Linked DNA regions of Homo sapiens: region 1 is linked to region 2. A link is a contact called in ENCODE Hi-C data. All regions are on one chromosome and are shown on one strand. The core of a region is the stretch at or near the end of the contact, and the rest is flanking DNA. Distances in the headings are between cores, read along the strand shown.

Region 1 (3,689 bases), core at 713-3,212, 960 kb after region 2:
CCACCACGCCCGGCTAATTTTTTCTATGTTTTAGTAGAGACGGGGTTTCACCGTGTTAGCCAGGATGGTCTCGATCTCCTGACCTCGTGATCCACCTGCCTCGGCCTCCCAAAGTGCTGGGATTACAGTCTTGAGCCACCGCGTCTGGCCTACAACCACTTCTTTAAGCTGTGCGTACTTTTACGCAGGAAGAGACTCTAGGGCATTTGTTTTTGGAGAAGAGCCGAAAGGAGAGGGGCCACGGGGAGCATGCCGACAGCCAGTGAAGGCTGACTTCTGACAGCTTGGAGGCTCCATCCTCCTCCACACTGAACGGGGACAAAGGTGGATAGTCAGCCAAGCTTTTTTTTTTTTTTTTTTTTTCATTTTTTTTGCAAGGATCTGTGATGTATTTAGAACTATGAGTTTAGAATAGAAGATGAATTCATAAGGAAAAAAAGCCATCATGGTGATTTGTTACGAAAAACATCTGCATTTCATTCAGATACTGTGATCCATCCGTTCCTTGCTCTTTTCCATTGTTAAGGAATATATAAACTCTACGGGAATCAGGATAAGTGACCCTTCAGGTCACGAATCTTGGTCAACAAATCCCGTAAATCTGCCAAAGCAGAATAAGCTGTCTCCTGGGTAATAAGGAGGTAGAGATGTGCATCTCTGCATGAGACCACATATTTGCTCTGTGCACCTTCTCCCACCTCCCTGCCCTGGCTGGTAGGTTGGTCGTTGAGGATACAGTGCTGGCCTAGGCTCTATACAGATATCCTCCCTGACTTCCAGAAGCTCATAATCCAAATAGTGCTAGAAGATAGGGCCAGGTGTCATGGCTCATGCCTGTAATCCCAGCACTTTGGGAGGACGAGGCAGGTGGATGACGAGGTCAGGACTTCAAGACCAGCCTGGCCAATGTGGTGAAACCCCATTTATACTGAAAAAAAATTAGCCAGGCATGGTGGGGTGTGCCTCTAGTCCCAGCTACTAGGGAGGCTGAGACTTGAGAATCACTTGAATGTGGAAGGCAGAGGTTGCATGAGCCAGGATAGCACCATTGCACTCCAGCCTGGGCAATAGACCAAGACTATGTCTCAAAAAAAACAAGATAAATGTATCCAGGATCCTGGAGCAGCCATGGGGATGCAACCTCCTGAGCCCTTTCCTCTAATAGGAAAAAGGCTTCCAATCGGTTCTGCTTCTTCAGCACAGCGACAGCACAAGCCCTAAGTTGTTTAACCACCTAATGAAAGCTAAGAAAACAATTTCCCCTTGCCCTCTGCCTACCAGAAAACACACAGAAAGGCAGCTGGTTTGAGAGACCTGCCCCAAGGCCCCAGCATGGATCATGACGGTTGCTAGAAGAGTGAGGGCTCTGATCTCCAAAGGCTACTCTGTCTCTTAGGCAACATCCCAGATACCTTGAACATCTGATGCAAATTCATTTAAATCTCCTAGTGAATCTCATCGTCTGTGATGGCCCCATCCTTTGCATTAGCTTCCTCTCGCTTTGCAATTTTAAAGACACATTGCAATGAAATGAAGTGTACGGGTTGGGCTGGGTTGTGTCAGGGGGTGACAAAGTCACATGTCTTCAGTGTCCGGGCAGTAACAGCAAGTGAAATGGAGGAGAGACCACAGTAAATTGGCCCCTTTAAAGGATAGTAGCCACTCAGTTCCAACTGGCTCTTAACCTGATAGAATAAGTATCCAGTGTTTCTAGATGTTTCAATATTTCAAGCAAATCTGGAGACACAGGTTTTATATGAATTACCGCCATTTAAAAATGTTGGAAAGTAATTGAAAACTAATTACTGAGTACTCTGCAGGCCAAAGGACACAATTGCAGTTCAGAGGGGGCCTATCGGCTCCCAAGTTCGTTCTTACCTGGGGCTCCTGGAGGTCAAGCCCTTCCCTTCACTGCTCCTGCCTTTTGGCACCATCTGCTGGCCATTTCGAAATTGTTACCTCCTCATTGCGCCCTTTAAGAAAAACATACATATCATTTGTATGGAAGTACCTAACTGCTCTCAAAAGTGAGCATTTGTTGGTTTGGGGACAGGGATGGAATTGCTTTAGCATAAATGCCGCACTTCCCCTGGGAATTTCACAGGCGTTAGAGGTGAATTTGATACCAAGGCTCTCTTGATGTCTGTAGCTACAGCGTCACCCCATCAGTGGCTGGCGTAGTTTGGTCCTCTGGCCGGCTGGGAGGGATCTCTCACACTTGTCTCGCCTTGCAACCCTTGAACTGTGCAGCTTTGTGAAAAAGAGCAGTTTTCTTAAACAAAGAAGGTCTTTGGTCAAGGTCTAGGAATGCTGTGTTAACCACACAAGTTTCTTTATTGCTCCAGAACTACTCAACTTTTCTGGCTTTCTGGGAATAAAGAACAGTGAGCAAATGTGCTTTTGAGCCTGGGAAGTTGGGCAGTTCTAAAGCGCAGACTCGCAGGGAAAAATAAGCATGGTGTTTCCTAACCTGGCTGTTACTGTTTCTACCTCTGCATTTGTATTCCCTGGGTCCCATTCAGCTTTCCTCCCCATCAAACTTCTGTCTTTTCAATCGAGGGAGTCTACTTAAGACAAAAACAGCTTAGAATAATTAAGCTATCTCGGCACCAATTCTCCTTCAACATGTGCGGTATTATATACCAAAAATGAACTGCAGCCGCACAGTGGCTCTAAGTCCAATAATGGAGCTATCATTAGAGATATACGAAACACTAGACTAGTCTCAAAAGAACAAAAATTGAATTAGAAATTCAAATATTCTTTGAACTGTGTTATAAAATAGTGAAACTGAATAAAACCATTTGTGCTTGGCAGCCAGCTCCAGTAATTAGATAATTAAATCATTGGAAAATCCTAGACTGTAGAGCATATCCTATTTGAGCATTTCATTTTCAAAACTGATGGATTATTCTCAGGAATAGAAATTTGTTGCAGACACAATGGGGTGGGTAGATTTCAATGGGACAAGGGGAACCTAAGCAGAAGATCAAGGAAACCACTAAAAGCTTGTTCATGTTATCTTCTGCTCTCCAATTTCACAGGAGTTATCGGTCTAAGAGTGGTTCTCAATCCTGGCTACTCATTAGAATTATTTGAAACCCTTAGCAAAAATACCAGTGCTCAGGCACGATGGCCAGAGTCTGACTTCACTGGCACGGACTGGAGGCTAGGCACTGGTGACTCTAGAACATTCCAGGGTAAAAACTACTGTTTTTACCTCTTGGCTACAGGTAATATGAATGCTTAGTCCATGAAGACACCTCCTGGAAATGTTGAGATAGCCAGCTATTACCAATGACTTAAAGCCTTGACTTCAAACAATGCACCTCATTCCCAGTGGCTAATCTAGTATGTTCTCTGCTAGCTACATTTGGTATGAGAGCTATATGGAACCTTTATAGTGTGATATTCCCATTCCCAAATAACGGTTGGGTCTGTAATTAGCTAGCAACAATGGGAAAGGGTTTTGTCAAGGTTTTGTGCCTAACAGATGTTCTCCTCCAATGATGATTATGTTTGCCTGTTACCTTTCCTGATATCATTTTGAAAAAAAGCCCACTTTTTCTAAATAATGAACATCTTTTTCCCAAAATGCCACAGTACTTGGATTTTACCAAAGTCATCCCATATCTACAGAAGTGACTGCACTTCTTCCCCTCCTTGTGGGTGGCTGAGGAGAGAGAGAG
Region 2 (3,839 bases), core at 909-3,408:
CACCAGTTCCCAGAGGAACACAGCCGCTATTGAACACTGCAGAGGCATGGCATAGGGTGAGGAGGTGAGTGTGGAAAGCAAATGCCCACCCCTTCTCTCCAAGAGCCTTCCAATTTCTTGCTTGTGCTTTGTAACCTCATGCCTGGATCCTTACTACCTCTTCAATAACCTTACTTCATTCCCTTCTGCTCTATCCCACCACACATTGCCAGATCAGTCTCTGAGATGCTGCGTTCCTTATGCCATTTTTCTTCTCACAACCTTGAATGGCTGGGAACTACTCCTCAGTTTGTTGTTGGTGATCCCCAAATCCTGAGTCCAATCTCTCATTCCAGTGTTATCTTCTGCAGGTCTCCTAGCCCCTTGCTCTAATTGGCCTCCTCACCATTCCCCTCTCTACACACAGCTCATTTTCCTGCCTGCTTCAAATGCCATTACATAGCCCTCTGTACACGTGGAACAATTTTTGTCTTCCATCTACATATTATATATCCTTCAAGGCCCATCTCCTCTGCAGACCTTCTCTGACTGCTCCTACATACATGGGTTCCTCTGTTTTCTTTGATTTTTGTTGAATTGCGGGTAGCATCTTACCAATCCTGTCTTAATTATGTTTGTGTTTGTTTCATGATTGTGCATCTTGTCTCCTCTAGCTGAAGGGTGAGGATTCTAAATCAGTGGTATGGTCCATGGTTCATTGGTGTGACTCATTTTTTAAGCTGTAACAAACAGTTTGAAGGGGCATAGTTCATGTGTCTCAGCAAAGAGTGATCTATGCTCTAAGCTTCTTACTATAAAACCAGGGGAATCCCAGCCTCAGGTACCTCTCTCTCGTCGCAGGGTCCCAGGTGTTCCCCTTTGCTGCTAGAAGCATGTCAGATCAGTGCCCCAAGATCATCTCTGCAGTGCTTGGTCTTTGCTGCTGTAGGTTGTAGGCCTTACTGCAATAGGTCTTTGACGTTGATCAGTGCTCAGTAAACACCTTTCAACTTTCTTTCTGGGAATTGTTCATTTCCATGGGCTCTGCATGCTTTTCAATGTTCATGGTGCAAACCATCCTGTTTGCCAAGAATTGCCTGTTGGGATGAGATTATTTGAAGTATAACAAAGCTTCATACCTCCAGAGAATTCTAGCCTGCTGACGCTTACTTAGTATCTGTGGCTGAAGTTGGTCCATGTCAACTCTTCCCCACTCTAGGGCAATGCTGGGGACATGGTCTTCATTTCTCTTCTTTGCTCAAGAATTTCAGTGCTGGAGTTGACTGTGAGCTCTGTTCAACTGGGAAACCTCTGAGAAACTCTCTGTGACATGCTTGGACATACTTATTTCCTCTAACTGGCAAAACAATGTGTTCTCACAAGGCCCTTGCCAGCTATCATCTGCTGCATTGTTTACATGTTGATTTTTTTTTCTCTCTGTCCTTTTCCCAATCACATACTTTAAGGTTCTAGAATGTCCTTTACTTCTACTGGGAAGGTTTAAAACTCAACCTTTTAGTAGTTAGGTAGAGGCAGGAGGAGTTAGAGGAAATAAGTGTATGCATTACATTACTCTTTTAGATGATTTCTCTGGCCTGATATCTAGAAGCTTTTCTCATCTTCTTGTATTTTTCTACCCTGTCTTTTTTACAGAATGCACCTTAAAATAACAAAAAATGACACGTTCTCCAACAGCTTAGTCTGAACTGGAGGAATTTTAATCCTAAGAAAGGCCAAAGTATTCCAGATAGAGGAAGAATTTGCATGGTGGACTCAATTAATAATGGATATCTTGAGGTCTCCTGAATTACATATATACACTTGAAAAATAATTGTGCTCATTAATTTTGGAGCAAACAAATTCAACTTTCATCTTTAAAAAATCTACTATGGTTTGTAATTAGGTAACAAAATGCACTGTTCTCCAAATTCAGCAGCAGTTTGCTCACTGTCTAGATGTTTCTTCCTATCAAGTGAAAGCTATATTGCCTTTTAAGAGTTGATCACAGAAGTGAAAAACATCACCAGACTAGTTAAATCCAGACACAGGGAATGGAGGTAAAAAAGAATCCTTTAAAAAAGCTATTATCCATACAAGAACCTTCTTCTCTGAAGATTTTGGCATCATGAAGGAACTTATCTGTCTGCCTCAACTGTCATAAAATTGCACGTTGTGAAACAGGAAGCCAGAGCTAGAGGGAAGCAGAGAAGGGGGCTGGGTGATTTCCTTTTGCAAACACAAAGACCTTCCTTCGTTGGAAGGAAAAGAAAAAAAACAAGCCAGAAGCTGAAGTTGGTGGGTTTGAGGGCTTGCAAATGCAGGCAGCTGAAACTTTGTAAACAGTTAGCATAAAACTCATTTTTAATCTCATAAACTTAATTTTTTCCCCTAGCATATGGGATGCATAAAAAGGAAATAAAACTTTAGTAAATTGAGCCTTACTTGTGCTTTATAAAAAAGAAATTGAATTGCTCTAATGGCAGCTGCAGCTGGCTTTCAGCTTCAAACAACCAGTGTAAATCTAGTTTTTAGTGCTTGATTTAGTAAACACTCAGCTGCAAACAGGCTTCCACAACAGCTCTGAATGCAAGGTTTTCTGTAAAGACTGTTATGTAACCTCTGTGTGTTATGTCTTTAAAATATGTGAAGGAGAGCAGAAACCTTGATTGAGATATCTTACAATTATTCTTTCCTCTATATTTAAAGCTGCATAGACTTTGCTACTCATTATACATAGAGCTAGCACGAATGGATCCTAACAGGCCATGAATTTAAATTTATGTGCACTAGTCATTAAAAATAAACAAAAGTAGAGTACTAATAATGGTCTGGGAAGCCATAGTTGAGTTGGACACATTGGTTGGTTATCTCAAAGTGATCATCACAGCTTGTTTGTGGCTCTGCCCTTCTCTGAGCCTTATGTCAGGCTCCCACACATTGAAGAGCCTTGAGGAATCATATTCTGCTTGGCAAAGGCTGCATGTGCCCGGCTTACAATTTTTGCTAAAAATAGGGGGAAAATCTTGTTCCTGATGAGCAAGATGAAATGTCCAACTGTTTTTAAATGGATGCATAAATAACTGTTGAGATTATAATGCTAGTCTATCTAAAATATTTCCTAGTGACCTGGACTTAGAGGGGGATTTGTAGCGTTCTGGTGGTTGTCACTTTTCCCATCACTAGATACCAACAGGTAGACAAAATGAGAGTTGGTATCTTATGGCATTCTTGCCAAAGGAACTTTTTAAAAGAATCCTGGGAAGGATGGCCAGGGTTAACCCTGGGAACAATTTTGAATTAGGATAAATCTGTGTCTGTTTCTTTCTCCCTTGATTGTCTTCCAATACCTCAGTCTTATTTTTAGCTGGCTGTCAACCAAAACTACCTAAGGCATTAATTGATAAGTATTAAGGTACTCCATTTCTCAGGGGTATTTCCAATTTTAAAAGAGACTCGTGAATGTGGAAAAGTCCTAAGACCCCCAATTTGGGATGTTTGCACGACAGGTTCTGGGGTTGATCTGGGTAGAGGGCAACTTGTTCTAAGGCTGGCTCTGGGCACAATGGCCGGAGTTTCGAAAAGTAAATTTACACACACCCTTTTTCTTTTTTCCCACCATCTGGTTGTTCAGCTGCCAGCAACTGGAGCTATTAAACAAATGGGGACTTTAGGAAATTTGAAAACCAGACTGCTGCACAGTATGGTAGGTGGAGAGAGAGTCAGCAGTGATGCCTCTACTTGTGGCTTGCTGTTACCAGCTGAGTGACCTTAAGGAAGTCACTTCAACTCTCTGAGCTTCCGCCTGGCCTTTGGTTTCATAAAATCATGAAAAAGCACAATGAAAATGCACAATGAAAAC

Evidence for each region. Hi-C counts contacts between places; a loop is a spot of excess contacts on that map. Pooled maps may share reads with other maps.
Region 1: a loop to region 2 is called in a map with no recorded cell type, with 1.9 times the contacts of the local background. The contact joins two enhancer-like sites. A Hi-C loop is called at or near these places in 3 of 168 maps with a recorded cell type or tissue (A673, HCT116 and PC-9), 1 of 37 single-sample maps with no recorded cell type and 9 of 50 pooled maps.

Annotation. Positions count from the first base shown.
Region 1 is chr10:24,501,899-24,505,587 of GRCh38, forward strand. The region is part of intron 9 of KIAA1217; the gene reads left to right. Among named protein-coding and RNA genes, the nearest start is that of ARHGAP21, 220 kb to the right of the region's middle. RefSeq lists an enhancer at 1-54. Within about 2 kb of position 1,963, at least 3 of the 41 ENCODE cell types and tissues checked have a DNase peak (open chromatin) inside an H3K27ac peak, as active enhancers do; they include A673, where a contact is called at or near this core.
Region 2 is chr10:23,538,418-23,542,256 of GRCh38, forward strand. No RefSeq gene overlaps it. Among named protein-coding and RNA genes, the nearest start is that of OTUD1, 100 kb to the left of the region's middle. Within about 2 kb of position 2,159, at least 3 of the 41 ENCODE cell types and tissues checked have a DNase peak (open chromatin) inside an H3K27ac peak, as active enhancers do; they include A673, where a contact is called at or near this core.